Linked DNA regions of Homo sapiens: region 2 is linked to region 1. The links are chromatin loops, found by intact Hi-C in ENCODE. Cell type or tissue: mammary epithelial cell. All regions are shown on one strand. Links, peaks and the distances in the headings refer to the core of each region. The heading gives the core; the rest is flanking DNA. Region 1 holds the start of LOC101927108 (a long non-coding RNA gene). Region 2 has its middle 39 kb from the start of CEMIP2.

What was found. Peaks named below come from ENCODE experiments on the same cell type or tissue, not always from the same donor. Only the 100,000 strongest peaks of a DNase experiment are listed, where the experiment ranks them.
Region 2: a loop joins it to region 1, with 17 times the contacts of the local background. A loop is called at or near these places in 94 of 110 quality-filtered maps.

What each region holds. Positions count from the first base shown.
Region 1 is chr9:72,018,409-72,034,951 of GRCh38, forward strand. LOC101927108 (a long non-coding RNA gene) reads left to right here and starts at 11,648. Exons shown (of 5, transcript XR_001746719.1): 1 at 11,648-11,773. RefSeq lists an enhancer at 6,625-6,919. In mammary epithelial cell, for the core only: a CTCF peak has its summit at 6,770 (motif pointing left); DNase peaks (open chromatin) are centred at 6,723 and 7,733; H3K27ac peaks cover 756 bases.
Region 2 is chr9:71,799,502-71,816,044 of GRCh38, forward strand. It overlaps the pseudogene LOC100420790. Among named protein-coding and RNA genes, the nearest start is that of CEMIP2, 39 kb to the left of the region's middle. In mammary epithelial cell, for the core only: a CTCF peak has its summit at 7,508 (motif pointing right); a DNase peak (open chromatin) is centred at 7,520.

The DNA.
Region 1 (16,543 bases), core at 4,860-9,859:
AGAATTAGCTGGGCATGGTGGCAGGTGCCTGTAGTCCCAGCTACTCAGGAGGCCGAGGCAGGAGAATGGTGTGAGCTTGCAGTGAGCTGAGATTGTGCCACTGCACTCCAGCCTGGGCGGCAGAGCAAGACTCTGTCTCAAAAAAAAAAAAAAGCTTAATATGTGTACTTAATACTTATCTAAGTTATTCAGTATCTCTACTCTCCTCCACCTAAATTCAAGGACCTTGGAATGTCTCCATTTGTCTTGAACATTATTATTATTATTATTATTATTTATTTATTTATTTATTTATTTTGAAACGGAGTTTCACTCTTGTTGCCCAGGCTAGAGTGCAGTGGCACTCGGCTCACTACAACCTCCGCCTCCTGGGTTCAAGTGACTCTCCTACCTCAGCCTCCCAAGTAGCTGGGATTACGGGAGTGTGCCACCCCACCCAGCTAATTTTTTTGTATTTTCAGTAGAGATGGGGTTTCACCATGTTGGCCAGCTAGTCTCAAACTCCAGACCTCAGGTGATCCACCTCCCTCGGCCTCCCAAATTGCTGGGATTACAGGCATCAGCCACCGCGCCCAGCCCTCTTGCACATTATTGTTGTCAGGGTTTTAGCTCTATCTTCTTCTCTTTTTTTCCCTAAAGTTAGACTTCATTATTACTGATTTATACAGCCAGTCTCTATGTGTTTGCACTTATTTAACACCAGCATGTGAGCTCACTCCCCACCACTCTCACTCAATCTCCTTCTGTCTTTTATGAATATTTTCCATCTTCAGGACTGTCTTTTAATGTTTGTTTAGAGAGGTTATTTTGATGACAAAAAATTTTAGTCTTTGTTTCTCTGAAAAAGCAAAGAGTTTTACCGAGTATGTGATTCTAGATTAATTAGTATGTGTTCCATCCTCTTGTTCCATTCGGGGACTGAGTAGGCCTCGAGCCCATCGCTCAATTCTGAGATTTCCCTTTGCTGCTGCCCTGTGTAGGTTCTGTTTTCTGTATCTCATGCTGCCTTGGGTTTTTCTGGTTTTTGGTTTTTGGGTTTTTTTGTTTTTTTGTTTTTTTGTTTTGGTTATAATTCCTTTATTTTGCTGAAGCATATTCTTCAATGGTTTCCTTAAGGACACATGAGGTAAATTTTTAGAGCCCGTGGATGTCTATAAGTGTCCTTATTTAATCTTCACATTTGATTTGTAATTTGATATAGGATTTGGCAGGCATGGTTCCTTAAAGATTTTGAAGTAATTGTCCTAACACCTCTCAGTGTTGCTGTTGAGCATTAAATGTCCTTTCGGTTCCCCCACCCTTTGTGTGTGACCTGTTTTTCCTTTCCGAAAGTGACTTTAGAATCTTTTATTCACTTTGTTTCTCTAAAATTTATTTTCGTTTGTTTAAATTGGACTGTTGGTGACCTCCTTCCAAGTGGAGACTTACATTCTTGTACTCTGGATTGCTTTTTGTTGGGAGGTATTAGTCCTTGATAATTTGATTCCTTTCAACTTATCTGTTTACTTTTTCTAGAATTACTTTGATTTCTCCTCTAAGTCTCTTGTCCTTTTATTTCTATCTCTTTGTCTATTATTGTTTTACCTTCTGGAAGACTTACTTAATTTTCATTGTCCAACTCTTCTATTGAATTTTAAATTTTGTTAGTCATACTTTGTGTTTTAAAGAACTTTTCATTTTTCTCAATGTCTTTTTTATAGCATCCTGTTTACTTTTTATGGGTGGAATATCTTGTGTCTTGCTAAAAGTAGTGACAGTTACTTATAAAATAACTGAATAAAAGAGAACAGAATAAAATAAAACAGAATAAAATAAGATGTATATTTTATTCTGTTTCTTGCATTACAGTGGTTTTCCTCTGAGGGTGTGTAGGTGTGTGTGCACCCACCTGTTTTTTCTACTTGAAGATTTCCACAAATATCTAACTATTCTTGATTCAAAACCAATAAAACATCCTATAAAGAAAGATTGAGAAGAAGTTATAGTATAAAAAGTATTTGCTTTGGCTAATTGTTTTTGAACTAAACATCTAGTTATTGAGTGTCATCTTTCTTTCACCTTCACATGTTATTGTCTTTGTAGGGAGAAAATCCAAGCACCCTTATTTTTTTTTTCCAATAATAAGACTGTTTTCTATAGGTGAATATAAATTTAGATGTAACCTTCTGGGGGGATTTTGAATGGTATGATTATATGTCTTAAGTTTTATGAAGGTCAACAGTTTGCCCATATGTACTTGTAAGCATACTAGGCTGTAAGTTAGAAGGACTGGGCTCTATCTAGTTACAGGTTCTTGTTGTGTAATTATAGGTGTATCATCTACCTTGTCTGAACTTCAGTTTCTTTATGCATAAAATGAAACCCATTTTCTCACTAAAGTATTACGGGTATCCAATGACATGTTTATTTATTTTTATTTTATTCTTTATTTTAATTTTAATTAAAAAAATTTTTTTTTGAATTTTTTTTAAAAGCCGGATGCAGCAACTCATGCCTGTAATCCCAGTACTTTGGGAGGCAAAGGCAGGTGGGTCATTTGAGGTCAGGAGTTCGAGAGCAGCCTGACCAACATGGTGAAAACCCTGTCTCTACTAAAAATACAAAATTAGCCAGGCGTGGTGGCACACGCCTGTTATCCCAGCTACTTGGGAGGCTGAGGCAGGAGAATTGCCTTGAACCCAGGAGGCAGAGGTTACAGTGAGCCAAGATTGTGCCACAGCACTCCAGCCTGGGCAACAAGAGCAAAACTCCATTTCAAAAAAAAAATTTTTTTTTTACATTTTTATTTTTTACTTTTTAATTTATTTTTATTTGTATTTTTTTCACTCTGTTGCCCAGGCTGGAGTACAGTGACACAATCTCGGTTCACTATAAACTCCGCCTCCTGGGCTCAAGTGATTCTCCTTCCTCAGCCTCCTGAGTAGCTGAGATTACAGGTGGCTGCCACCACGCCTGGCTAATTTTTGTATTTTTAGTAGAGATGGGGATTCACCATGTTGGCCAGGCTGGTCTCGAACTCCTGACCTCAGGTGATCCACCTGCCCTGGCCTCCCAAAGTGCTGGGATTACAGGCGTGAACCGCCATGTCTGACCTAGTTTTTTTTTTTTTTTTTTTTTTTTTTTTGAGATGAAGTCTCACTCTTGTCCCCCAGGCTGGAGTACAACGGTGTGACCTTGGCTCACTGCACCCTCTGCCTCCTGGGTTCAAGCGATTCTCCTACCTCAGCCTCCTGAGTAGCTAGGATTACAGGTAACTGCCACCACATTCGGCTAATTTTTGTATGTTTAGTAGAGACGGGGTTTCACTATGTTGGCCAGGCTGGTCTCAAACTCCTGACCACAGGTAATCCGCCCGCCTCGGCCTCCTAAAGTGCTGGGATTACAGGCATGAGCCACCGCGCCCGGCCTACCTATTCTCTCTTATTTTTGTACCGTGTCTCCCTTGGATCATTATCTTGCCAAAGATCATAAACTACAGCTTAGAAACCTGTGCTTAATTATTAGTTTCATGTTTATTTCAGTGCCAGGGCTTGTGAAGACCATAGGTTGCTTTTGAAAGAAAAATAGGCATAAAACTTCTCCCTTAAAGCTATACAATTACCAGTTACCCTTTGACATTATCTATGATCCTCTTATGTGTTCCTTCTTATTTATTTATTGTTGTTGTCTTCCCCATGCAGATAGAGGACCAGCAAAGCTCCCTCATATTTCCAAAGGCCCAGGGATCCTCAAAACATAGACTAAAGCATGCATAGGAAGATATGAGGGTGGATGACAGGAGATGACAGTAGTGTCTAGATGCCCGTGAAAGCTTCTCTGTGAACCTGTTTGGAGTCCAAATAGGGCAGGACAGGACAGCAGGTGGAATGGGTGGAGGAGTAACAATGGGGACTCAGATCAAGTCCCACCAGGGGTGGCCTTGGGCTCACCACTTCTTTTCCCTCCCCTGCTGATATGGTTTGGGTCTGTGTCCCCATCCAAATTTCATGTCCAATTATAATCCCCAATATGGGAGGTGAAGCCTGGTGGGAAGTGATTGGATGATGGGGGTGGGTTTCCCATTTGGTGCTGTTCTCGTGATAATGAATGAGTTATCATGATATCTGTTGTTTAAACGTGTGTGGCACCTCCCCACTCTCTCTCTTCCTCCTGCTGTAGCCATGTAAAGATGTGCCTGCTTCCCCTTCACCTTCTGCCATGATTATAAGTTTCCTGAGGCCTCCCCAGCTATGCTTCCTGCACAGCATGTAGAACCATGAGTCAATTAAACCTCTTCTCTTTATAAATTATCCAGTTTCAGGTATTTCTTTATAGCAGTGTCAGAATAGACTAACACACCTGCTCTGTCATGTCTCAGGCAAAAGCCTCGCACTAGTTCTTAAAAAGGGGTGCCAGAAAGAAACAGGAGTCAAAGCAGGCCTGAGAGAGAGAAAGAGTTGTTCTAGAAAGCGTGAGAACAAGAGCAAATGTGTGAGAATGAGAAGAAGAGAGCATGAGAGAAAAAAGAGAAAAAGACAAAGAGAGCGAGAGACAGAGGCTCTTCCAGAAAGATGAATCACTATTTTAACCAAGCTACACACACACACACACACACACACACACCCCTCACAAGTTCCTCATCCTAGAAGTCCAAGCCTCTCCAGGCTGACTCACCATCCAAACCCTATATAAACTGCTTGACCTAGTTCTGAAGAGGATTACTTTTAGCCTCAATCACTCATGGATTATTCCTTTATATATGCAGTGTCTACCCGTCTTATCCACCCCAGGTGACTAATGAACTAAATTTCTCTTTCATGACATCAAATTTGTGACATGAACTTCATGCAGCCATGTTTGTGTTTAAAAGACCATTCAGAAGCTGAGTCTAATAGAATGTGGCCTTGGGATTCTCATCCAGGAATAAAACCATTGAAAATATTTCCTTGTTCCTAGACCAGGTGAGAGAAACAAAAACAAATAAATTAGAAAAAAATAAAAATTGAGTAGCTGTTTGCAAACTTTGAGAGGCCAAGGCGGGCAGATCACCTGAGGTCAGGAGTTCGAGACCGCCTGGCCAACATGGTGAAACCCCGTCTCTACTAAAAATACAAAAATTAGCCGGGTGTAGTGGCGCATGCCTGGAATCCCAGCACTTGGTAGGCTGAGGCAAGAGAATCACTTGAACCCGAGAGGTGGAGGTTGCAGTGAGCCGAGACTGTGCCATTGCACCCCAGCCTGGGGTACAAGAGTGAAACTCCATCTCAAAAAAAAAAAAAAAAAAAAAAGAAAGAAAGAATGAATGGGTATTTATTAAGCTGTGCTATCTGGGAAGCTGTAGCAATGTTAAAAGTAATAAACGATTCAAAGTTCATCAGATAAATATAGGTAGATGAGAACAAACGAGTAACATCAATAAAGTAGGTTGTGTTTCTATGCATGAAGAAATGTTGCGTCTTATAATTCAATTCACTTTAGACATTTATTAGGCACTCATCAGGTACAAACTCTGCCCTAGGAATTGGTGGGTGCTACAAAATAAATGAAACACTGTTGTATTTGGCCATTCTTGCACTGCTATAAAGAAACTGGATAATTTATAAGAAAAGAGGTATAATTGACTCATGGTCTGCAGGCTGTACAGGAAGCATAGTGGCATCTGCTTCTGGGGAGGCCTCTAGAAGCTTCTAATCATGGTGGAAGGCAAAGTGGGAGCAGGCACATTGCCTGGTGAGAACAGGAGCAAGAGAGAGAGAGAGAGAGACAGGTGCCTCACTTTTAAACAGCCAGATCTTGCGAGAAATCACTATGATGAGGATGGGACCAAGAGGATGTTGCTAAACTATTCCTGAGAAATCCACCCCCGTGATCCGATCACCTCCCACCAGGTCCCACCTCCAACACTGGAGATTACACTTCAATGTGAGATTAGGGTGGGGCCAGCATCCAAACTATATCAACTGTTAAGGAAATAAAAGCTTTCTGCTATTTTATATGTATGTTCCTCATTCAGGTTACACAGTTCTTGTGTTGTATTCTGTGTAACGCTCTCACTGGCTTTGTTCCTGTGAAGGCCAGTGGATAAAACCTCTTATGTTATTCATGAGGGGTATTCATCTGCCCTAAAGCAGGGAGCTGGGGAAGAGGGGCCAATTCTCAATCAGAAAACCAGAGCTCAGGTGATTCTCAGAGCTCAGAGGCACAAAGAATAAGCAATATTATATGATTGGGTCTAGCTCTGTTGTGTGTGTGTTTTTTTCCAAATGTGTATGTGTGTGTGTGTATATATATATACACACACACACATACACATTTGGAAAAAAACACTTGGAAAAAAACACACACACAACAGAGCTAGACCCAATCAATATATGGGTCTATGTATATATACATACACACATATATATTATATATTTTATAATATATAAAAATAATGAGAATATATATTATATATTTTATAATATATAAAAATAATGAGGATATATATATATCCTCATTATTTTTAGTAAGGTTTCCTTTTAAAGTTCTGGCCCTGCTCCTGAAGACATAAAGAAGGGCCTTAGATCCTTGGGAGCAGGGTTCTTACAGTGTGGTCTCAGGGCCAGCAGCAGCAGCAGCAGCATCTCCCTGGGGACTCGGGAGTAATGCAGGTTCCTGTGTGTCACCCACATCTACTGATCAGGAACTCTGGTGTGAGACCGAATGATGAAAGCCGTCCAGGGGATTCCGATGCTGCTCAGGGTTAAAAACCACAGCTTGATCTGAAGAGCTGCAGGGGACAGCGCCCTCTGGAGGCCACGTGATCACAGCAGCCATAGAAAAGCAGCTGCATCCAGAGAAAGGAGCAAGAGTCTAGGTTTCCGAGTCCTGTTGTCCCTTCTCATGCAAAGAGACTTCTATGGTGGTCAACTTTAGAGATCCTGACTTGATTTAATTAAAGGATATTGCTGGTTTTTTTTTTTCTTTTTTTTTTTTTTTGAGACAGGGCATCGCTCTGTCACCAGGCTGGAATGCAGTGGTGTGATCTCGGCTCACAGCAACCTACACCTCCCGGGTTCAAGCGATTCGCCTGTCTCAGCCTCCCAGCAAATTTTTGTATTTTTAGTAGAGACGGGGTTTCACCATGTTGGCCAGGCTGGTCTCGAACTCCTGACCTCAAATGATCCACCCAGCTTGGCCTCCCAAAGTGCTGGGATTATAGGCGTGAGCCACCGCACCCGGCCTTGTTTTCTTTATAATAGTCCAGGCTCTCAGCATGGGTGAATATGGGTGTGTTCTAAAATAAATACTGTTCTATTTGCTTTTTCCAGTTCAAGTGTTCATATCATTCCCCTATTCAAAACGTTTTTACTGGTTCTTCATTAAACAGTCATCTCAGCCTAGTCTTTAAGGCCTCTGCAATGGGTCCAGCCCTCATTCTCAGCTCTCTCTCTCTTCCTCCCTGCATGAAAAATGCTGCTTGCTTGCTTTTGTGTTCATGTGGCATAGCTCATGCAACAGCGGCAGGCCACACAGTGTTGACAACTATGTCTCTCCTCTAAACCAAGCTTTTAAGGGCAGGCACCACATTCTGTTCCTGCTTATCCCAGCATTTAGCACAGTGCCTGTTAATCATAGCTGGTTGGAAATTGTTTTAAAAATGAGTAAGTGGCTGAATATTATGCGTGGTCTAGCTGTGTTGAACTATTTGCTGTTCTTGGAACTTTCTACCTCTGTCTTCCTTTGTGCAGTTCCTTTCAATGTGAGATGCCCTTACATGTCCATCTCTAGCCTCTCAAAACCCCACCCATGCTTTAAGATTTACTCATAGTGGCTGCTTAATAAACACGTGGGAGTTGAACTGTATAGAACGTGCCCTTGATGGAACAGAGTCATCAGCTGGTAAGTTCATTAAGTCACACTGTTCCTAGGGCAAAGTGCACTTGAAAAAAGTGGCACAAATAATAATAATGACATTTATCTATAATATCAATCAGTTGTATTGCTTGAGATCTTATCATGTGCCAAACCTTGCACTAAGCTTTTTACATATTATATTTTATTTAATTCTTAAATCAGTTTATGGAGAAAGTATTGTTATTTGTAAAAATTTAGAATGAGGAAATGGAGGCACAGAGGGGTTAAATAATTTGCCCAAGGTTATTTATTTTATTTTATTTTGAGATGGAGTCTCACTCTGTCACCCAGGCTGGAGTGCAGTGGCACGATCTCGGCTCACTCTAAGCTCTGCCTCCCCGGTTCACACCATTATCCTACCTCAGCCTCCCGAGTAGCTGGACAGGCGCCCACCACCACGCCTGGCTAAGTTTTTTGTATTTTTTTAGTAGAGATGGGGTTTTACCGTGTTAACCAGGATCATCTCGATCTTCTGACTCGTGATCCACCCGCCTCGGTCTCCCAAAGTGCTGGGATTTCAGGTGTGAGCCACCGCGCCCGGCTTGCCCAAGGTTATATAGCTAAAAATGTCAAAGACAAGGTTTCACTATGTTGCCCAGGCTGGTCTTGAACTCTTAGGATCAAGCAATCCTCCCTCCTCAGCCTCCCAAATAGCTGGGACTATAGTCATGCCACCATACCTGGCTGAAGCCAATATTAAAATGTAGGTCTGGGCCATGCACAGTGGCCTACACCTGTAATCCCAGCACTTTGGAAGGCTGAGGTGGGCAGATCACAAGGTTAGGAGATCGAGACCATCCTGGCCAATATGGTGAAATCTCGTCTCTACTAAAAATACAAAAATTAGCTGGGCATGGTGGTGTGTGACTGTAATCCCAGCTACTCAGGAGGCTGAGGCAGGAGAATCACCTGAACCTGGGAGGCGGAGGTTGCGGTGAGCTGAGATCGCGCCACTGCACTCCAGCCTAGGTGACACAGTGAGATTCCATCTAAAAATAAATAAATAAATAAATATAAAATGTAGGTCTGGTAGACACCAAAGTCAATGCTCTTAACTTGAAGCTAAATAGATTATTGATAAAGTATATAGATATTAGAGATCTTGACAAAACAGAATTGCAAATCTAAACAGACAAGCAAGAAACCTGAACTCATATGCCAGTCGATGAATAAATTAATATTTATTGAGCAGCTACTATGGGTCAGGCATTGTTCTAGGAGCAGGATGATAGAGCGGATGAATAGGCAAGGTCTCTGCTCTCAGGGAATTTACTTTCCAGTGAGATAATCTGTTTAGGAGATAACATTTGAGCCAATCCCTGGATGATGAGAAGGAGCCGTCATTTAAAGATTTGGGAAGAGCCTGTCTCAGGCAAAAGGAAGGAAGAGGAAGTGCAAAGGTCCTGAGGCTAGGAAGACCAACAGAGGAGCCAATATGCAGAAACCATCGAGTGGAATTGACCCTGGATCAAGCTGTGCTTTCTGGACACAGCTTCCATAAAAGAAGGAACAAAACCCAGGTGTGAGTGGCCCAAAACAGGTGAATCAATTACCATATCTAGGAAGCAGGATCAAGTTGAAAGAAGATTCTCTTACCCCTTTAAATATTTTCATCTGTGCCACTATTGCAGTGTCTGAAAATGAATCAAGTTTGTAGATGACTTTGGGGGTGAAAGCAAGCGTCATCATTAAATAATATCATCAAACCATTCCCCAAAAAGTCAATAAAGTGAGTAACACAGTCTAGGAAGGACTTGCTTCTCAAAGGGTTCTGTTTACCAGATATCCCCTATATTGTTGCCTTTTCAGAGTAATTTTGTAAGAACCAAGTCACGGTCTCAGTAATGGCACTCTTACAGTGGGAAAATCCAATACCCAGGTGCTTTATGGACATATCAAGAATCATGAGTAAGGTCCGGGTGAGAGTGAATCTGTTGATAAAAACATGCCAGGGAATATTTTGTTTCCAATTGAGTGGTCTAAGAAAATGGGGAATGGGGAAGAAGGGTGAACCCTAGATATAGGCAATAGAAGCTGCCTGTCTGTAGAAAATTTAGCAATAATAATAAAGCTGATTAAAAGTCAAGTGATAAGGCCGGGCGTGGTGGCTCACGCCTGTAATCCCAGCTCTTTGGGAGGCTGAGGCAGGAGAATGGCATGAACTTGGGAGGCAGAACTTGCAGTGAGCTGAGATCGCGCCACTGCACTCCAGGCTGGGCAACACAGCGAGACTCCGTCTCAAAAAAAAAAAAAAAAAAAAGTCAAGTAATAAAAAGCAGACAAACAAACCCTTTCCTGCAGGGGCGGGGCAGACCCTTCCCACAGCAAATCCCCCTGGTAGGTGGCTGTTAACAATGTCAAATCCAATTTGCAATACCTTTTTGTTCCTTCTTTGAACCTATACTTGATGTCTTCCACATGGTCTCCCCTGGGTCTGTTTTCTCTGTCAAGTAGTTGCTGTCTCTTTATGGGTGCTATGAAGGGCTCTCTTCCTTGTTTTGAGGTTCACAGCTCTTCTCTTCATGAGAGAACTTTTCCATACCCAGCTATTCACCTGCTTTTTCAGAGGTGTTCAAACCTGAGTGACTCCCTCTTGAATAGGGGCTGGATAAAATAAGGCTGAGACTGACTGGGCTGAATTCCCAGGAGGTCAGACATTCTTAGTCCAGGATGGGATAGGAAGTCAGCAGGACTGGTATCACAAGATACAGGTCACAAAGACCCTGCTGATAAAACAGGATGCAGTAAAGAAGCCGGCCAAAACCCACTAAAACCAAGATGGCAACAAAAGTGACTTCTGGTCATCCTCACTGCCCACTATACACTAATTATAATGCATTAGCATGCTAAAAGACAGTCCCACCAGCACCATGACAGTTTACAAATGCCATGGCAATGTCAGAAAGTTACCCTATATGGTCTAAAAGGTGGAGGAACCCTTAGTTCTGGGAATTGACTGCCCTTTCCCGGCAAACTCATGAATAATCCACCCCTTGTTTAGCATATAATCAAGAAAGAACTATAAGTATACTCTGTTGAGTAGCCCATGCCTCTGCTCTGCCTATGGAGTAGCCATTCTTTTCTTCCTTTACTTTCTTAATAAAGTTGCTTACACTTCACTCTATGAACTCGCCCCAAGTTCTTGACTGAGGTCCAAGAACCCTCTTTTGGGGCCTGGATGGGGGCTCCTTTCTGGTAACATTTTTATCTGAAGTGATACTTCCTTCTAGGCATCCCTAAGAAGGAAGGTGTCTGTAACTTGTAGAGCTGCTGTCCTCTCTTGGCGACAGCCAGTCCCTGTAATACATCCTTCAGTATACCTGCCTTCTTATGTAAGCACACTTATTACCAAAAAAGTACACTTAAGCACAAATATTTAGTGAGGCCCATAGGCCAGGCACTGTCTGGACATTGGGAAGAGAGCAGTAAACCAACAGACATGGTCCCTGCCTTCAGAGTGAATTGTTTTAAAAAAATAAGTAAACAAAATAAATTCAGATGTTCATAAGTACAGTGAGGAAAACAGAAGAGGACTATGTGATGGAAGCAACTGAGGATAACACCACTTAACCAGACAGGCAAGGGAAGCCTCTCTGAAGATGCGTATTTGACCAGATACCTGAGTACACAAGGCAAACCACCCACCCACCCAGCCAACCAACTGATCAACCAACCAGCCAATCACTTGCCCACCCAACCAGCCAACCAACCACTCACCCACCTGCCCAACCAACCAGCCAACCAACCAACCATCCACCCGCCCAATCAATCAGCCAACTAACCAACCATCCACCCACCCAACCAACAAACCAACCAATCAACCAACCAGCCAATTTTGAAACCATCCAGAGGAAGACTATTACAGGTAGAAGAAAATGCAAGAGGAAATTCCTGGGCTGTGAGTAAACTTGGTGTGTTTGAGGAAGAGAAAGATGTCAATGTACTTACAGTGGAGGGAGTGGGAGGGAATAGGTGGGTGAGGTCCCTCAGGCCAAGGCCATGATAAGGAGCTGAGATTTTATTCCAAGGATAAAGGAGAGCCATTGAACAGGTGAGTGACTCAATATGATTTACATTTATAAAAACTATATTACTTATTTAATCCTCTAAACAAATAGTGGGGTAATTAGTACTTAAAGATAAAGAAAAGAAGATCCTGAAAATTTATGTGATGGATTCAAGGGTCACCTAGTAAGGGTCTGAGCAGAGCCTGAAAGCTGGATCTTCAAAGTCCCAAGGTGCTTTTTTTCCTGTATACCAGCCCAGAGCAAAGTAAGATTCATGGTAAGAATGAGAGATGGATGGGTTATTTTATTTGTAAATATTCTAAGTGCATGATAGAGTTGGAGTGCACATGTGGGTGTGTCCTGGAGAAACAGATTTCTTAGTGGATCTGTATATGCAGCAGGAATTCAGCTAGCTTTGGGGGTTAAGAGATAATGGTGACTACTGCAATAGCTCAAGCTTATGGAGAGCTTACTATGTGCCAGACACTGTTCTAAATGTTTTACAAACCAACCAACCAACCAACCAACTAACCAACCAACCAACCAACCAACCAAACCAATAAGCAAACAAAACGGTCTTTAAGAGAGCATTACAGGCAGAGGAAAGAACAAAGTTCCTGAGATAAAAAGAAGCTTGGTATGTCTGATGAATAGAAAGAGGTCAATGTACTTACAGCTGGAAGGTATTGTCATTATTCCAGCTTTACAGATAAGGAAACTGAGGCTTAGAGAGGTTAATAATTTGCCAAAGATTATACAACCAGTAAGTAGCAAGAACTCTAGAGCACACAATTTCAACCATATAATAGGCTGCTATTTATTAAGTGGCTCATGTACAGGAGTGCTATACAAATTATTTATGACCCAGCCGGACAATGTGCCCATTATTAGCCTCCTCATATGTTAGTTAATAGAATTTATACTCTTTAGAGAGTATAAATAACTTTCCCAAGGAGGCCAGGCGTGGTGGCCCACACCTGTAATCCCAGCACTTTGGGAGGCCGAGGCAGGCAGATCATGATCATGGTCAAGACCGAGACCATCCTGGCTAACAAGGTGAAACACTGTCTCTACTAAAAATAGAAAAAAAAAAATAGCTGGGCATGGTGGCAGTTGCCTGTAGTCCCAGCTACTCGGGAGGCTGAGGCAGGAGAATGGCGTGAACCTGGGAGGCGGAGCTTGCAGTGAGCTGAGATGGCACCACTGCACTTCAGCCTGGGTGACACAGTGAGATTCCATCTCAAAACAAAAACAAAAAGAAAAAAAACTGCCCCAAGGCTGCTCAGAGAGCTGGGAATCCAATCCAGATGGGCCCAGTGGCCAAATTCATGCTCTTTGCTTTACATTCTGCCACCTCTTAGGACCTTCAAAAAGATACTGTCTGGGCCAGGAGCAGTGGCTCATGCCTGTAATCCCAGCACTTTGGGAGGCCGAGGCAGGCAGATCACCTGAGGTCGGGAGTTCAAGACTAGCCTGACCAACATGGAGAAAACCCGTCTCTACTAAAAATACAAAATTAACCGGGCATGGTGGCACCTGCCTGTAATCCCAGCTACTCAGGAGGATAAGGCAGGAGAATTGCTTAAACCTAGGAGGTGGAGGTTCAGGTGAGCCAAGATTGTGCCATTGCACTCCAGCCTGGGCAACAAGAGTGAAACTCCGTCTCAAAAAAAAAAAAAAGAAAACAAAAAACAAGATCCTATCTATTAAATTGGACAAAATAGCAGGCCTTTTACCAACCCGAAGTGAAATGCCCAAACCTAAGGTCAGCAGCATCTTAGGTGTTCTTGTTATTAATCCACTAAAATGCTTAAATTGAAAAAATAAAAAAAAAAAGCAGCTCTGGAGTCTTGCCAAGAGGAGAGTTATAGCATTTAAGGGGCAGGACCCTTCCAGAGGACCATGGCCAAAGATGTGGTTTCAAAAGCCTAAAGCTACAATTTTCTCCACAAGGAAGAGATGGGTATAGTGGCAACCACTAGAGAACTGGGAAGGGATATGAATTTACCTCAGGGGGAACCTATCCCTGTACCCATAGCGTCAAACCTGTTAGCCAGCTAGTCTTGTGTTTTTCATATTTTCCCAATGATTTGATGCACTTAATACTTCTTGCCTTTCATAACGACCTCAAGGCAGGCATATAGTGACTTTGGTTTCTAACCAAGAGAATTTCATGATCATGTATGTATACAAATGCTTCATCTCTTTCTTCTATGAATACTATCACATTTCTCATTAGTCTTAAATAGTTCTTATGGTTGTTTTCCTTTTATCCTTTTCTTTTATTTTTTTAAATTTGAGACAGAGTCTCGTTCTTGTTGCCCAGGCTGGAGTGCAGTGGCGTAATCTTGGCTCACTACAACCTCCGCCTCCCTGCCTCAGCCTCCCGAATAGCTGGGATTACAGGCACCCACCACCATGCCTGGCCAATTTTTGCACTTTTAGGAGAGATGGGGTTTCACCATGTTGGCCAGGCTGGTCTCAAACTCCTGACCTCAACTGCTCCACTCACCTCTGCCTCCCAAAGTTCTGGGATTACAGGTGTGAGCCACCACACCTGGCCCTTATGACTGTTTTCTAACAGTCAAATCCTTCCAAATATATTATTAGTTGTAATTGTGTGTTGAAGAGAGTGTTTATAGTGACTACTGCCTGCTCATGTTGGATTTTTACTGTAGCATTTAATAACCATGAAATTAATATAGAAACAGCTGAAATATAGAAACACTGAAATCTTGAGTTCAGTGCCAAGATAATTGACATTTTAGACAATAAGGTTAAAGAATAAAAGACCTATTGAAATCTTAGTTAAATTGTTATCTATCTTTAATCTTGTGAAACATTCACTGAAAGTTTCTACTGCTGTTTTTCTGGGGCTTTTCAGTCTTATGAAAAGAACTGAAAAGAAACTTTAAAAAGGTCCATTTTATTGAATCCATGTAGTCAACAGGTCATGTGGCCGTGAGTAAATCTTAGACAACAAAACTTAAAACCTTCATGAATGTCTCTACTAAAAATACAAAAAATTAGCTGGGTGTGGTGGTGGGTGCCTGTAGTCCCAGCTAATCGGGAGGCTGAGGCAGGGAGGTGGAGTTTGCAGTGAGCCAAGATCGCGCCACTGCACTCCAGCCTGGGTGACAGAGTGAGACTCTGTCTCAAAAAAAAAAAAACAAAGAAAAAACCTTCATGAATATTATCTATAAGCATATGATTATGTAGGTCTTTTGGGTTAAAGAAAGGACTTGTGTCCAAGGGGCTGAAGACTCATGAGTTTTTACTATTTCTGTAGATTATTAATTAATATTGAAAGGCGACTTTGCCAAATGTAGCCTGCAAGTGAGGGGAGTTAATGGCCCTAAGGGATGTCCTCAACCAAATGCTCTGGCTGTCCACCTCCTAGACGGACAATTCTAGGAGGCATTTTGTACACTTTTCAAGAGGTGCCAGAGGAATCGAGATAGGAGGTAGGAGCAATCTTGCTGATGCACTTTTTTTTTTTTTTGACAGATAGTCTCCCGCTGTCACCCAGGCTGGAGTGCAGTGGTGCAATCTCAGCTCACTGCAACTTCTGCCTCCCAGGTTCAAGCAATTCTCATGCCTCAGCCTCCCCAGTAGCTGGGATTACAAGTGCGTTCCACCAAGCCCAGTTAATTTTTGTATTTTTAGTAGAGATGAGGTTTCACCATATTGGTCAGGCTGGTCTCAAACTCCTGACCTCAAGTAATCTGCCTGCCTCAGCCTCCCAAGGTGCTCAGATTACAGGTGTGAGCCACCGTGCCTGGTCTGACTCACTCCTTTTTTTTTTTTTTTTTTTGAGATGGACTCTTGCTGTGTCGCCCAGGCTGGAGTGCAGTGGTGCAATCTCGGCTCGCTGCAACCTCAGCTCGCTGCAACCTCAGCCTCCCAGGTTCAAGCGATTCTCCTGCCTCAGCCTCTCGAGTAGCTGGGAGTACAACCCAGCTAATTTTTGCATTTTTAGTAGAGACATGGTTTCACCATGTTGGACAGGCTGGTCTCCAACTCCTGACCTCGAGTGATCTGTCCATCTCGGCCTCCCAAAGTGCTGACATTACAGGCATGAGTCATTATGCCTGGCCAGGTCAGCCAACTATTAACTTAAGGGAATCTATAAGAGCCAGACAGCTTCCCTGGAAGCATATAAAGAGAATCTTGTCTCTTGCAGCTGTGGGACAGCCTGGGCTATAGATCAGGCCTAGGAATTAATAATAAGGTGACCAAGCTGCAAGAACAAGTGAATGTGTAGCCTCCACTTCTCTTCTGTGTTAGGCTGCCAGCTTGAAAAAGTTTGCATGGATGTGTCTGAGAACCTTGAACTTTTTGCTGTATTCCTTTGACCCCTCTTGGCTGGCAGAAATAACAGTTCTTACTAAAAGGGAAGAGCCTCCGTTTGCCTGAAGACCAAGAAAGACCTCACCTGAAGCGGTTGTGTCAAAAGATGGTGGTCAAAGGCTGGTGTGGTGGCTCAAGCTTGTAATCGCAGCACTTTGGGAGGCTGAGGCAGGAGGATTGCTTGAGCTCAGGAGTTTGAGACCAGCCTGGGTGCCATAGCAAGTCCTCATCTGTACTAAAAAAAAAAAAAAAAAAAAAAAAAATCGCTGGGCATGCTGGTGCATGCTTCTAGTCCCAGCTACTTGGGGGGC
Region 2 (16,543 bases), core at 5,113-10,112, 220 kb before region 1:
GATGCCACCATTTATGCCAAGTAATACGATTTGGTGAGGGTTAAAGACTGCTATTTGGTAGCAGTTAAGCATATGCTTATGTAAGGATCTAAAGGCTGAGCACGGTGACTCACACCTGTGCTTCCAGCACTTTGGGAGGCCAAGCCGGGAGAATCACTGGAGGCCAGGAATTCAGGTCCAACCTGGGTGACATAGTGAAGCCCCATCTCTATAAAAACTAGAAAAAAATTGCCAGTGTGGTGGTGCACACCTGTACTCCCAGTACTTGGGAGGTTGAGGTGGGAGGAGCACTTGAGCCCAGGAGGTTGAAGCTACAGTGAACTTTGATCATGCCATTGCACTCCAGCCTGGCAAACAGAGATACAGAGTTAGACCTCATCTAAACACACAACACACACACACACACACACACACACACACACACACAAGAATCTAAAAGATTTTACTATAAAGTTGTAAAAAGAACTTGAGATTTGGAATCACAAAAATTTAGCTTTCAAAGCTTCCCTCCACCACTTAATAGCTCTGTGTTCTTGGATGTTTGTTTACCTCTAGAACCTTATACAACAGGACAATAGTGTCTGTTCTCACTGCTTAGTAGTTGTTATGATAATCAAATGAATTAACAAACTTGGAAACTGTTTATGAACTGTCACACATCATAAAGGTATTTTGGTACTATCCAAATGACTGCCTTAGAGTGAGGCTCCATGCAACCTTTTCAGAGAAGTTGCTGCCTGTCTCCCAGAATAAGGTTAATGAGCTGAATTAGAAGGTGACACTTCCCAACAAACCACCAACCTAATGAGCACCCCGAATAAGAGCTTTGGAAAAGCACTGCATTGAACAAAATGTCTTTTAAACCTGTTTACCTTCTCCCAAAAATTTCTTAGTAGAAAACAAAATTAAAGACCATCTCTCTCTCTCTCTTTTTTTTTTTTTTTTTAAGAGACAGGGCTCGCTCTGTCACCCAGGCTGGAGTTCAGTGGCACAGTCACAGCTCACTGCAGCCTCGAACTCCTGGGCTCAAGCAATCCTCCTGCCTCAGCCTCCTGAGTAACTACAACTACAGGCATGTGCCACTGCACCTGGCTGCAAGATCGCCTCTCTAAAAAAAAGAAAAAACAAAATTAAAACTGTAAAATTAAAAGTTTACCAAATGCTTACAATAACTCATGCCTGGCCATTTTTTAAAAATAAAATACAGGTTGAAATTAGTACAAATCCATTCAGACCTTACCTAAACAGAAAGAACCAAGCTGTAACATTTGATGACAGTTTGAAAATATCTATTGGAATAATGGTACAATCTATAAGATACTGAGGCTTAACTCTATAAAAGATATCATCAGCAAGTATGGGTAAGGTTGCTAAATATTTTTCAAGCTGATTTTTTTTTTTTTTTTTGAGGCGGAGTCTTGCTCTGTCGCCCAAACTGGAGTCCAGTGGCGCGATCTCGGCTCACTGCAAGCTCCGCCTCCCGGATTCACGCCATTCTCCTGCCTCAGCCTCCCAAGTAGCTGGAACTACAGGCGCCCGCCACCACGCCCGGCTAATTTTTTTGTATTTTTAGTAGAGATGGGGTTTCACCGTGTTAGCCAGGATGGTCTCGATCTCCTGACCTCGTTATCTGCCCGTCTCGGCCTCCCGAAGTGCTGGGAGGAAGCTGATTTTTTAACCTATTAAAACGTTTGACAGGTTATACCTCCATTTCCTTGCAGTTAGTATTCTGGGTTATTTCTAGCCAAAGGTTGAGATTTCTGTACTTAGGATTATGATTTTTATCTTTATATGTATCTCTTACAGTGTGGCTGTCAATTTCATAAATGAACTATTTCCCCATCTTCTAGCTTTGATGAGGTTTTTTTTTTAAAAAATAAGGAAATTAAAGCCAAAGAGCCTCTTATTTCTATTAAGATTAATTTTTTATCTTTGAATATTTATTCTAAAATGTGGGGTACATAATTTGCCTAAGCCCTTTAGCAATAGCAGAGCAAGCCAAATTTCAGCATATGTGATAGTCATAATTATGTAAGATCATTTTTTAACATGTTTCCATTTTCTATCTGTTCTGTCTTCCAAGATGTCATATCCTTTGCAAAGAAAATGAATAAAATATAAAATGTGATATATTTCCATCTCTGCAGAATATTTTTCACTTCATTGAAACTTGATACATAGATTCAACATAGACTATTAGTTCTAAAATTATTTGAGTATCTGTATTAAGCTTTAATCATTTTTTAATTGTCGTCTTCGTGGAAAAGAAACCTAAATTTTTTTCACAATGTGCCGTATTTTACAAAGTTTGCAACATTTTTAAAAGAATTTTCCTCTCAACAAGAATAATTTTTTTCTCCTAATTAAGCAATAAATAGAAGTATGCAAAAGAAGCCATTGGTTTAAAACTACATGGCAATAGAAAAGGCTTTTGTTTTCGCCTGCTTTGAGGAAACTCAATATAGTGTTTTAGAAAGGTTGGCAGAGGTGCTGACGGGGAGAAAAGGAGGCCCCCTTGCCCCAGTTTCAAGCCTTTTAAACCGAACTTGCATTCTAGGTCATCCACTATGTGTGGTGGTTAGGCTCCTAGTTTAGAATATTTTACATAGATAAAGAGAGGCTTTTTTCATATGAAAAAAAGCTCAATATCACTGATCACTAGAGAAATGCAAATCAAATCCACAATGAGGTACCATTTCCTACCAGTCAGAATGGCTATTATTAAAGAGTCAAAAAATAACAGATGCTGGTGAGGTTGTGGTTGTGGGGAAAAGGGAACACTTATACACTGTTGGTGGGAGTGTAAATTAGTTCAACCATTGTGGAAAGCAGTATGGTGATTCCTCAGTGAGTTAAAAGCAGAACTACCACTTGACCCAGCAATCCCATTACTGGGTATATACCTAAGGAATATAAATCATTCTACCATAAAGACACAAGCATGCAAATGTTCACTGCAGCACTATTCAAAATAGCAAAGACCTGGAATCAACCTAAATGCCCATCAATGACAGACTGGGTAAAGAAAATGTCCATGGTACATATATGCCCCGTATATGTACCACGTATGCGTACCAAAGTATATGTCCATGGTTCATATACACCATAGAATATTATGCAGCCATAAAAAGAGCAAGATCATGTCTTTTGCAGGAACATGGATGGAGCTGGAGGCTATCATCCTTAGCAACCTAACACAGGAACAGAAAACCAAATACTGCACATTCTCACTTACAAGTAGGAGTTAAATGATAAGAACTTATGAACACAAAGAAGGAAACAAAAGACACTAGGTTCTACTTGATGGGGGAGGGTAGGGGGAAGGAGAGGAGCAGAAAAGATAACTATTGGATAGTGGGGATAATACCTGGGTGATGAAATAATATGTACAAAAAACGATCTGCATAACAAACCCTCACATGTACCCCTGAACCTAAAATAATTTTTCTTTTTAAAAAGAAACTTTTTTTTAAAAGAAATGTTTCGCCAGGTGCAGTGGGTCATGCCTGTAATCCCAGCACTTTGGGAGGCTGAGGCGGGCGGATCACCTGAGGTCAGGAGTTTGAGATGAGCCTGACCAACATGGAGAAACCCTGTCTCTACTAAAAATACAAAATCAGCTGGGCGTGGTGGCGCTTGCCTGTAATACCAGCTATTCGGGAGGCTGAGGCAGAAGAATCGCTTGCACCTGGGAGGCGGAGGTTGTGGTCAACAAAGATCGTGCCATTGCACTACATCCTGAGCAACAAGAGCAAAACTCTGTCTCAAAAAAAAAAAAAAAAGAAATGTTTCATAATATGTATTGGTAATAAAAATAGTAAGATGGACACCCCAAAGAGGATAAGCAGTTTATCCTACCCCATGACATGAAACTGCTTGTGTCAAACTCTTCATGTTTCCAAACACGATAGTCCTCAACAGTTGACTGTGGGATAATTTCAAGCCTTTATTGGCAATGACACCACAAAAGAAGAATATAAAGCGAAGACCGATGTCGTGCAACATTCTCTATCATTATGATAGTCTGGTTCAGATTGCCTCTCCAAAACTGGTTCATTGTCAAATGGCTCATCAGCTTTGGCTGTTATGCTACTATATGTCTACGCCAGCACAAAAGAGCTAGGAAATCATAATGATCAAGAAGAACAGAATAGTTTAACTTTTGAAAATAAAAAGTGACATCTGTATCTTTATATAAAATGAAGTTTGGGTCATTGCATCTAAAATTGTAGTGTCACCCAAGTTACTGTGTAAATAGCTGCATGTTCAGAAGCTAATGTTGTGTAAGTGGTCACAGCTCTCTTTTCAAGGGAAAAGAATGGAAACATGAAAGTTAAGTACTTAATACCACAGCATAAATCAGTGACTTTTCTCTCGGAAAAAGCTATCAGGGGCTCCCACTGCTTTAGCATCAGAAGAGTTGGTCAGTCAACCGGGAGTATGACTTGAGGATGCTACTAAAAACTAAAAGATGCTGGGCGCAGTGGCTTATGCCTATAATCCCAGCACTTTGGGAGGCTGAGGCCAGGAATTCGAGAGCTGCCTGGCCAATAAGGTGAAACCCTGTCTCTACTAAAAATACAAACATTAGCTGGGCATGGTGGCGCACGCCTGTAGTACTAGCTACTTGGGAGGTTGAGACATGAGAATTGCTTGAACCCGGGAGGTGGAGGTTGCAGTGAGCCAAGATCGCTCCACTGCACTCCAGCCTGGGCAACAGAGCAAGATCCTGTCTAAAAACAAAACAAAACAAAACAAACAAACAAACAAACAAAAAAACCCACAAAAAACTAAAAGGCTATTGCAAGAATGGAAGCCTTTCTTTTAAATATGTGAAGACATTTAACATGGATGAGCATGTAGAGTACTGCCCAGAAATCATCCTGAAAGCTACCATTACTGTATGAGTAACTTTTTAAAGTATATTGTTATAGATTCTAATCATGCTCATAACCTTTTAAAGTATATTGTTATAGATCCTAATCATGCTCATAATCTTGATGAGGGTGCTGCAAGTTTACAAGCAGAATGTGATGGATTTGAAAATAAATTTCTAAAAGCTGGAGGAATAAATATTTCTGTTGCTAGGAATGATCCTCATAAGAGACAGACACAAGGCATTTTCCCTGTACAAAGCAAAAGTGGAAAAGATTATTTTAGCTTTCCAGCAGCATCCCCAAACTATTTGTTTATATGCTGAAGATGCTACTTTAGAACTAACAGTGAAAATTGTGAAACACTTTACGGTTTAATGAACATGCACAGTAAACTTGTGGGTCCACTCCAGAGTATGATAGAACGAAATTGAAGGCGATTGGAGTAAAATTCTCTTTGAAAGAATAAAATACTTAAATAATTTTTTAACTACTCAATATGATACAACATGGGGAATTCTGGAGGTTGTAATTGTTTTAAAAATCCAATGACTAGCTGGGCGCGGTGGCTCACGCCTGTAATCCCAGCACCTTGGGAGGCTGAGGCAGGCAGATCACCTGAGGTCGGGAGTTTGAGACCAGCCTGACCAACATGAAGAAACACCGTCTCTACTAAAAATACAAAAATTAGCCGGGCGTGGTGGCACATGCCTGTAATCCCAGCTACTCAGGAGGCTGAAACAGGAGAATCACTTGAACCTGGGAGGTGGAGGTTGTGGTGAGCTGAGATTGTGCCGTTGCACTCCAGCCTGGGCAACAAGAACAAAACTCCATCTAAAAAAAAAAAAAATCCAATGACTATATGCCAAACATTTTATATTTAGAGTGTGTCTATTTAATACAAGGGCTTAGGAGACATAGTTGGCTCTCACAACTGACCAGCTGTTTATTATAAATAAATATTTTAAAATAAACTTTGTTACACATAGCCAGCCTATAAAACAGCACAGAAATGAAATATCTGCCTGTTTTAAAGTTGTAAAAGTTAGCCAGGTGCAGTGGTGTGTGCCTATAGTCCCAGCTACTCAGGAGACTGAAGTGAGAGGATTCCCTTGAACCCAGGGTTTTGAGTCCAGACTGGGCAACATAGCAAGACTCTCTTTAAAAAAAATTCAAAAATTATTTTAAAGGTGAAGATTTTGCACATCAAGTACCATTTAAGAGTTTGACTCCAGTGGCATAATATACATAGATTTGTATTGTTTAATTACATGAAGAGACAGCAAACCTTTTCAGTATCAAACAACTTATCTTTGCAAACCTTTATTTATAACATGCTATCTACTTATTTTCTGCGCATTAGACACAAGCTTTTTTGCATAAAGGTGACTTAATCATCTTTCTGTGTTAGCATCTGGGCATCAAAAGTCCTGCCATATATTGTTGACAAAGGAAATCTGAAGAGAAACAGTGCCTAAAAGTGCAGTTTGGCCGGGTGCAGCGGCTCACACCTGTAATCCCAGCACTTTGGGAGGCCGAGGCAGGAGGATCACCTGAGGTAGGATGTTTGAGACCAGCCTGGCCAACATGGTGAGACCCCCATCTCTATTAAAAATACAAAAATTAGTGGGGCGTGGTGGCCCATGCCTGTAATCCCAGCTACTCGGGAAGCTGAGGCAGGAGAATCCCTTGAACCCAGGAGGCAGAGGTTGCAGTGAGCCAAGATCGTGCCACTGCACTCCAGCCTGGCCTGGGCAACAGAGAGAGACTGTGTCCCCGCCCCTCCACCCAAGAAAAGTGCAGTTTATGTCCTTTTGAAAAGTATGTATAAGTGCCTGTTCTTGTGCACTTTCTTCTATAGCCTTTTTTTTCAGATGTGTTTTTATTTTATTTAATAATTTGGGTTCATCCCCTTAATATAAGGTTGTTGGCAATCATACTAAGAAAATTATTTTGAAGAAAATTTTCTGATTGTTGTTTGTTTTTTGTTTCTCTTTTTTTCTTTCTTTCTTTCTTTTTTTTTTTTTTTTTTTTAGACAATGTCTCTTGTTCTGTCTCCCAGGCTGGAGTGCAGTGGCACGTTAATGGCTCATTGCAGCCTCAACCTTCTGGGCTGAAGCAATCCTCCCACCTCAGCCTGCTGAGTAGCTGGGACTACCGCTGTGCACCACCATGCACAACTAATTTTCTTTTATTTTTTGTAGAGAAGAAGTGGGGATTCTCCCTATGTTGCCCAGGCTGGTCTCGAACTCCTGATCTCAAATGATCCTCTCTCCTCAGCCTCCCAAAGTGCCGCGATGACAGGAGTGAGCTACCAGCCTGATTACTGTTAAACTTAATAAATAATTAAACTTATTGTTTACATATAAAAAAATGTCTAAAACGATAATGCGATAAAGTGCATGCAAATTACTGTAAAGTATTTTACATTACCATAGCAACGTGCATGATTAAATTGCAAATAAAAGCATACTGCTTTCTACTTTTAGCTCAAATAATGCTTATAATCAGCAAACAAAAAGCTATCAGGAAGGCCTTAGCAGGTACTGTGGTCTGATTTCGCTGAATGCCCAAAGCCATTAATAATCCAATTCTCCATCCCCTTCCTGGATGTGGCTCCACTTTGCCAGTAGAGGGCACCATGTGCATACAGGGCAGAGAGAGCCAAAGGCTTATTATTAAGTAGGACAGCCTCTGGCACTGTTTTCTTTGTCTTCAAAGGAGTGGCCCAGCCAGTGTGAGTGTGGTTGGAGATCAGAGCTGAAGGGCAGGTTGTTACAGCAATTATGCAGAACTTCAAACTTTCTTATGATGTCCCTCAGCAGTTCACCATCCAGAAGAGCCTGAGTTCAGCCTTGACCCAAATGGGAAAACAAGGTGTAATTATAATCAAATGGCTGTTGGTAGAGGTTGATTGCTGGCAAAATGGACAAACAGGAGGAAGTGGAGGTTGAGGTCTTTTGTGTTTGAGGTAGTCCATGTAGCAAAAATCAGACCAAGCTGGGGGGTCAGGAGACCTGGTTATATCAATTTGGGGGTCACTCTGTACAAACTAAGAGGAGGAACCGAAGTTCCAAATACATTTACAAGCTTTGCTTTTGCTTTTACTACACATGCTCAACATGATAATTACTTTTTTTTTACTTTGCTGTTATAATTATGGAAATTAATATGTCCACTCATTTAAATATTTATAAAATATTTGGTTTGGAAGAATACAACCATATTTTTTATGCATGGTATGTTTAAAGATTCAACTTTGGCTAATATTTATTTTAACTCTGTAATGTTTATGTAATTTAGAGCAATCTAACTAATTTTTAATATAGCAAAGAACAGCTAGCAATGGCTGAGATTATTGCAGAAATGTGCAAAATTGTGCTTATCTCATTAAAGATTTCTTTGAGACTCTCCTAAGAGCAAATAAAGTGCCTAACTTCCCAGAGGCAGATTTTATATGGAAAAGAAAAGATATACAATGTAGAATTGTTCAAAATGTTAGAGACAATATATGTAAAGTGGCTGTTGCATGCTCAATAAATGATCTCCTTGTCTGCTTTTTAATAGCATTATTTTAGGAGTGAGGCTGCATTAAAGTAGATCTCTCTAGGTCATAAATCTAACCTGAAAATAACATGGACATCTCATGTTCAGGTTAATCACATTGTCATAACTATAAAGAACCACATCTTGCCACAAAGAACAATGAAGGGGTTATATAGATTATTTAGGTCTTAACTCTGGGTCTCTTGATGAGGCAACAAAAAAGGAATTTCCACTTTGGGAAGCCGAGGTGGGAGGATTGCTTGAGCCCAGGAGTTTGAGACCAGTGTGGGCAATATAGTGAGACCCCGTCTCTTTAAAAAACAACAACAACAAAAGGAATTTCATTGCACAACACAGAGCAAATCTTCATAAACATCCTCCTTAGAGAACACCCACCTGTCCTTTTCTCCATGTCAGCTACTCACTCCTTCATTCACCTTAAAACACTCACCATTCCAGTCTTCTTCTCAATTCTCTTGCCCCTCACTCTTTTCTTTCATTGTGTAACTCCTTGCCCTTGCTTCTAGAGAACAGTAATTCAGCTTTCTACAAAGAGATATTTTTCAAAATGATGTTTTCTTTTGTTAAATAAGACATCAGCCAAATTACTAACAGAATTTGACATTATCTGGCTAAACTGCATTATTAAAATCACAAATAGCATCAGAAACTCTGTACCTGGTTGCGGTGGTTTGCCCCTGTAATCCCAGCTACTCCAGAGGCTAAGGTGGGAGGAATCCTCGAGCCCAGGAGTTAGAGGGTGCAGTGAGCAATGATCACACCACTCAACTCCAGCCTGGGCAACAGAGTGAGACCCCGTCTCTGTAAAAAAATATATATGCATATATATTTTTTAAAGGAATCAGAAACCCTTTGACCTGGAAAGGATCAACAAGTCCAAATCTCATATTTTACAGATTAGAAGGCTGAGACCCAGAGAGGGTAATTGGATTGTCCAAGTTTCCCTGATTAATTACAAAGCTGGGATCAGAATGCAGATTCATTGACCCTGACCTGCTTTGTCCATTATAGCACACTGCCTTGAGCTAAGTTTTAAGCTACATTTTCATTATAATGAGGTGTTTCTTACTATAAGAAATCTTAAAATAGAAATAAAATCATCTTTCATAGGGTTTTCTTTTCCCATTGCTATTTTGGAACAACTTTTCTGCCTATTTCATCTAAATGATACACTATAAATAATTCAGAAATACAGTGTATGTATTTTTATAAAGGGTGATTTTGCAAATATGTTGAGAAAATCATATGTAGGTAACATTACACTAGTTTACTTAAAATAAAACAACTACAAATCTTTCTTAAAATTGGAAATTTATCTCATCCACTCCATTTATTTGATAAGAAACAAAATGAACTTTTTTTTCTCCTTTATCACCTCTGGTTTTGTGCTAAGATCAAGTACAAATCTTTGGGAGAAATACTAAATTCTGAGTAGAACATATTGTAAATGGCATTGTCATAAGAACTAGCAATACAAAGATGGGTAAGTCATTCTCTTGAGCACCTCAGTCTAGTAGAACGACCTAGCTGTACTCACTCCTTTTGTTTTTTATTTGTCTTTTTGTTTTGTTTTGGTTTTTTGTTTTTATTTTTGAGACAGGGTCTTGCTCTGTTGCCCAGGCTGGAGTGCAGTGGCATGATCACAGTGCATTGCAGCCTCACCCTCCAAGGCTCACGTGATCCTCCCACCTCAGCCTCCTGAGTAGCTGGGACCACAGATGCATGCCAACGTGCCTGACTAGTTTTTAAATTTTTCGTAGAGACAAGGTCTCCCTATATTGGCCAGGCTGGTCTCTAAATCCTAGGCTCAAGTGATTCTCCCACCTTGGCTTCCCAAAGTGCTGGGATTACAGGTGTGAGACACCACGTCCAGCAGAAATATTCTTTATCATCACTGCAAAAGGCAGAATAACCACTTTCCTTCTCTCCAAAACAAACAAACAAAAAATATATATATAGGCCGGGTGCAGTGGCTTACGCCTGTAATCCAAGCACTTTGGGAAGCCAAGGCAGGCGGATCACTTGAGGTCAGGATTTCGAGACCAGCCTGGCTAACATGGTGAAACCCCATCTCTACTAAAAATACAAAAATTAGCAGGGCATGGTGGTGCGTGCCTGTGAGGCCAAAGTGGGAGGATCACTTGAGCCCAGGAGTTGGAGACCAGCCTGGACAACACGGGGAGACCCCACATCTATTTAAAAAGAAAAAAAGAAAGAAGGGAAAAAATAAAGTATAAAGGAGGATATATATAGGTGATATGAAAGTACTACTCTACTTTATATTAGGGACTTGAGCATCCTTGAATTTTGTTATCCGTGGGGAGTCCTGGAACCAATCCCCTGCAGATATCAAGGGATGATTATTTATGAATCTGTTGCCAATAAAACTAATCCCATACATATATGGTTATCTGCTCTACAATATTTTCATCTGCAAACTGAGTGCAGGATGGTGTCATGGTTTTTGGTATAATTAACAGGAAAAAAAAATAAAATGTGCAAAACTAGCTCAAGTGTGATTGTCTTTATCTGGGAACAAAAGAGACTGTCTGTGATTCTTTGCAACCTACTTTGGTTTAAATTAAGAACATTTGGCCAGGCGCAGTGGCTCACACCTGTAATCCCAGCACTTTGGGAGGCCAAGGCTGGTAGATCACCTGAGATCAGGAGTTCGAGACCAGCCTGGCCAACATGGTGAAACCCCATCTCTACTAAAAATACAAAAATTACCTGGGTATGGTGGCAGGTGCCTGTAATCCCAGCTACTAGCAGGGGCCGATGCAGGAGAATTGCTTGAACCCAGGAGGCGGAGGTTGCAGTGAGCCAAGATCATAGCACTGCACTCCAGCCAGGGCAACAGAATGAGACTCCGTCTCAAAATAAAATAAAACAAAATAAAATAAAATAAATTAAGAACATTTGTGGTAAATCACCTACATTTAAGTGTAGAGGTTGAATGCTAATATTTTTCACTTCTCTCCTTGGCAATGATTTTAAAAGCTAACTCCCCACATTAGTGAGGACACTAGGAAATTTGCCCTCTAATATGCCATTGGTAGGAATGTAAGTTGGCATAACGCTGGTAAGCAATTTGGCAGTGAATACCAAGTAGAAAATAGTCATGACCTTTGACTCAACAATTTTGCTTTTAAGAACTTGCATACAGCTGGGAACGGTGGCTCATTCTCATAATCCCAGTACTTTGGGAGGCTGAGGTGGGAAGACTGCTTGGGGCCAGGAGTTCGACACCAGCTGGAGCAACATGTTGAAATCCTGTCTCTACAAAAATAAAAACTGAAAAAAGTATCTGGGCATAGTGGCTTATGCCTGTAGTCTCAGCTACTTGAGAGGCTGAGGCAGAGGATTGCTTGAGTCCACGAAGTCGAGGATGCAGTGAGCTATGATCATGCCACTGCACTCCAGCCTGGGCAATATAGCAAGACCCTCTTTGGGAAAAAAAAAGGATTTGCTTATGAAAACAATCAGAGTTAGGGAAAAGAATTTTGATCACGGCATTATTTATAATTACAAAAAAACCTGAAGAACATTTAAGTACCCAACAAGAGGGAACTGGTTAACTACATTATGGTAAAAGCATAGGATGGAATAGTATAGGCTGCTGAAAATATTGTAAAATAAGATTTAATGGTATGAGAAGATGTTTATTATGTATTTTAAGAAAAAAGAATATCTACACATACACACACAAAAAAACACATAGGATCCATACAAATATCTTTTTTTTTTTTTTTTTTTTTTTTTGAGACGTAGTTTCTCTCTTGCCCAGGCTGGAGTGCAATGGCATGATCTTGGCTCACTCCAGCCTCTGCCTCCCGGGTTCACACAATTCTCCTGCCTCAGCCTCCCGATTAGTTGGGACTACAGGCGCCCGCCAACACGCCCGGCTAATTTTTTGTATTTTTAGTAGAGACGGGGTTTCACTGTGTTAGCCAGGGTAATCTCAATCTCCTGACCTCGTGATCCACCCGTCTTGGCCTGCCAAAGTGCTGGGATTACAGGCGTGAGCCACCACACCTGGCCAATTTTTTTTATTTTTAGTAGAGACAAGGTTTCACCATGTCGGCCAGGCTGGTCTCAAACTCCTGACCTCAGGTGATCCACCCGCCTCAGCCTCCCAAATTGCTGGGATTACAGGCATGAGCCACTGTGCCCAGCCACAAATATCATTTTTAAAGCTGTAAAGAGTATATAACAAAAATGCCACAACGATTCTCCCTGAATGGTAATATGATGAAGAGTATTTATTTCCTTCTCTGTATTTTTCTGTACTTTCTAAATATTCTACAATAAATATGTACTATTTTTGTAATTAAGAAAAAGTTATTTCTTTTTTTTTTAAGCCAGACTCTTCTCAGTTGATTGTCCAAATGGGATAAGGGCGTATATTTAAGAGAAAATACGCATCAGTGCTGCAATGTGTTCAGAGCACGCTTACTATTGCAGTTGTGCGCAAACCATTTGTCAAGCCTCAAGCACACCCTTGGCTCTGGAGCTCAGCACAGTTTCCTTTCTGTGAGTAACATTCTATCCAAAAAGGAGCGCCTCAGCAGGCTGTTCCTGAGCCACTAAACCTTCCAACACCCTGTGAGCATAGCAGAAAGGCCAATTCCCCACTGAACCGGCAGATGGTGAAACATCCCCTTGGCTCTTGTACATCCAGACATATTGGTGCAGACACAGCTGCAAAAAGGCAAGCAAGTTCTCCAAGGCCAGGCAAAATTAGTCCTTTCTCAAGGGAGTGCTCTGCTATGCCAGCTGGCATTTCCTGCCATGCTCCCAGCCTGTTTTGAGGGTGGATAATGGACAAAAATGGAGAGGGCTTAAACTGAAGGACTGAGTATCTCAACCAGTGCAGAGCTGGGCTTTGAACACCGTGAATACACTGTCAGGAAGTAACAGTCTTTCAGGAAGCAAAGAATTCCATATGACAGCAAAGTAGAAAGAGGCCTGGACTGTGAATTAGGAGCCCTGGGTGCTTGTTACATCTCACAGTCTCCCCTCTTTTCAGTTCCTTCTTCTATAAAATATTGGGGGTGGGCTAGGGAGTCAATAGATGAAATGAGCTATAAAAGTTGCTTCCAGCCTTCAAGACCTTATACTGATTAATAATGAAGTCATGCAATATAGATTTCAGTCAATAAAAATTTACTCAATACCTAGTATGTCTGGCAAGAAGGAGCCAGATAAATAAAACACTGTGGCCACCCACAGGACTCACTGTCCAAAGCATTGGAAAATTTCTTGGTTTCAATATGTATAATTATCCACTATACTATTTATTTAAGATAATGTTTTCCTCAAGATTGAATTTTCTCTGTTGCCAATAAAGTTAATTCCATTTTCGATGAACAATGTGTGTGCTGTATACTGGGAGACAGTATAGGTTTAGGTTAAAAGCATGAATTATAGACTCAGAAAGTCCCAGTTAAATCTGAGCTCCACCATTTCTTAACTGAGTGATCTTCAAAAAATTACTTAAATTCTCTCAGCTTCAGTTTCCTCATCTGTAAAATGGGAATAATAATGGTACTTACTTCTTGGGACTATTGTAGGAAATGAATGACCTGAGTCATTTACATTAAATGAAGTCTCAGTAAATCCCTATTATCTGTTGTTAATATAGGAAGTTTAAAATAATTTTAATATCAGTTTTTAAAAAGCACAAAATCTTGGAATGTTAGATTAAACAAGGGACCTTAGAAATAATCAGTTCCATTTCAATCCTTTGATCCTCCCATTTTACATAGGGAAGCCATGGACTGAAAGAGGCTGAGTAAGGCCCCAGGGACCCTTTCGAGCTTTTTTTTTTTTTTGGTATATTCTGTTAATTAGGAAATATATTGTGCTTTTCTGAGAAACTGAAAGTATACATGCTTGTACATACTTGCAAGTCATATAGAAATTATTTCAATCATTACTATTATTTTGAATTTTCTATCTGCTGCTTACTGAGATTTAACCGCCATTTCAAAGTTTTTCCAAGAATCTGGCATTTTGGCTAAATAGCCCAGTTGACCCTTGCCCCAGCTTCCCAAAATCCATTGTGATTGATCCAAATGGGCTCAGAATTTCCCTCCTTGTGCATAGATGCCACTTATCTGTTTTTCCATCTTGGTTTTTTTTTCTAGCTACTTTTGGCTATCAGAAAAAAATAATTTAAAGTTTGTACAAGCCAAGTTTGTTTCACTGCCTCCAATCAGACAAAGATACCTTTCCAGAAATCAAGACTGTGGATATACACCCGTGTCTGGAGGACAAGAAGAAGATAGAAGAAAATGGAACTCACAGGGATTAGAGAGAAAGGGAACTGACACTTATCCTGTGCTTTCTGTGTTCCCAAGGATTCACTTGGTCCTCACAACAACCCAGTGAATTAGTCATGACTCTCCCCGCTTCAGGTGAAAAAGCTGAGAGTCAGAGAGCAACTTGCATGATGCAGCATAGCCAGGAAATGGAGTGGGAACTTGAACCCAGGCCAGCCTATTTCCAAACTCTTTCCGGTAAGTGGGCCACACTCCTCCCATGGTCTTAATGTGATTCAATTGACAGAACGGCTTGGTGGAAAAAATGTAAAAATGAAAACAAATGGTTCCTATAAGATGGTGTAGTCACATATTTGGAGAAGAGAGATCCATTATGCAATTCACTAAAATGTGTTGAATGTCTACTAAGTGTTACCAAAGCACTGAATTTCACTCATTAAAGACTCATCCCAAGTATCGTAAGTCACGTTTCAGTCCTCCCTAATACGGTTTTCTTGTATTATGTATTATGACTCTTGAATGGTCAGAAATGAGAGTAAACTTAACAGATGAAGATGGAGACAGGATTATTATATACATGTTGTTTCTGTAAGAACTTTTCTCTAAATCTAATGTCTTTGTAATTGATCGATTCACTGTCCATGGCCTTTTTGAGAGTAAAGGTTTTGTGTTCTCTTTCACCTCCCTACCCTGGCTTTTTTTCAAAGCATTTTTCCAGCCCCACTTACAGTTTAGAACAGATGTAGATGCTGGCCTGCTCCCAGAATCTTGCTGCAAAATCATAACTTCACCATTCCCCATGGACTGAGTAGTGCCGAGGTAGAAAATGACTTCAATCCACAGCAGAATCTGTGTTGCTGCCAATCCAATTTAAGCCCAAAGGAGTCACTCCTATTTGTAGCAAGTTTTTTTCATTTCCAGTTTATGCCGAGAATATATAGCACATCATATTTTGATGATTTATAGAGTATATCTGAAGGCCTCTTTCTCCCCAACTGCCCCGACACTTTCATTTGTCAATTTTGCAGACTTGAAGTGCAGCAAAGGAGTAAAGTTTTCAGAAAATCTGAAGAAAACAATAGATCAAGAATATCAGCCAGGCATGGTGGCTCACGCCTGAAATCTCAGCACTTTGGGAGGCCAAGGTGGGTGGATCATGAGGTCAGGAATTCAAGAGCAGCCTGGCCAACATGGTGAAACCCCGTCTCTAGTAAAAATACAAAAATTTGCTGGGTGTGGTGGCGGGTGCCTGTAATCCCAGCTACTCAGGAGGCTGAGGCAGAGAATTGCTTGAACCTGGGAGGTAGAGGTTGCAGATCGTGACACTGCACTCTAGCCTGGGAGACACAGCAAGACTCCATCTCAAAAAAAAAAAAAAATATATATATATATATATATATATATATATATATATATATCCAGGCACAGTGGCTCATGCCTGTAATCCCAGCACTTTGGGAGGCCAAGGTGTGCAGATCACTTGAGGCCAGGAGTTTGAGACTAGCCTGCCCAACATGGTGAAACCCCATCCCTACTAAAAATACAAAAATTAGCTCAGCTTGGTGGCAGGTGCCTGTAATCCCAGCTACTCGGGAGGCTGAGGCAGAGAGAATTACTTGAACCCGGGAAGTGGAGGTTGCAATGAGCCAAGATTGCACCACTGCACTCCATCCTGGGCGACAGAGTGAGACCCTGCCTCAAAAAAAAAAAAAAAAAAAAGAATATCTAGACATGGCTGCCAAGAAAAAGAACATGAACTCAAAGAGAAAATAAAATGGGTCTTTAAGAAAATAACAGCAAATCATTTAAAACATGAGT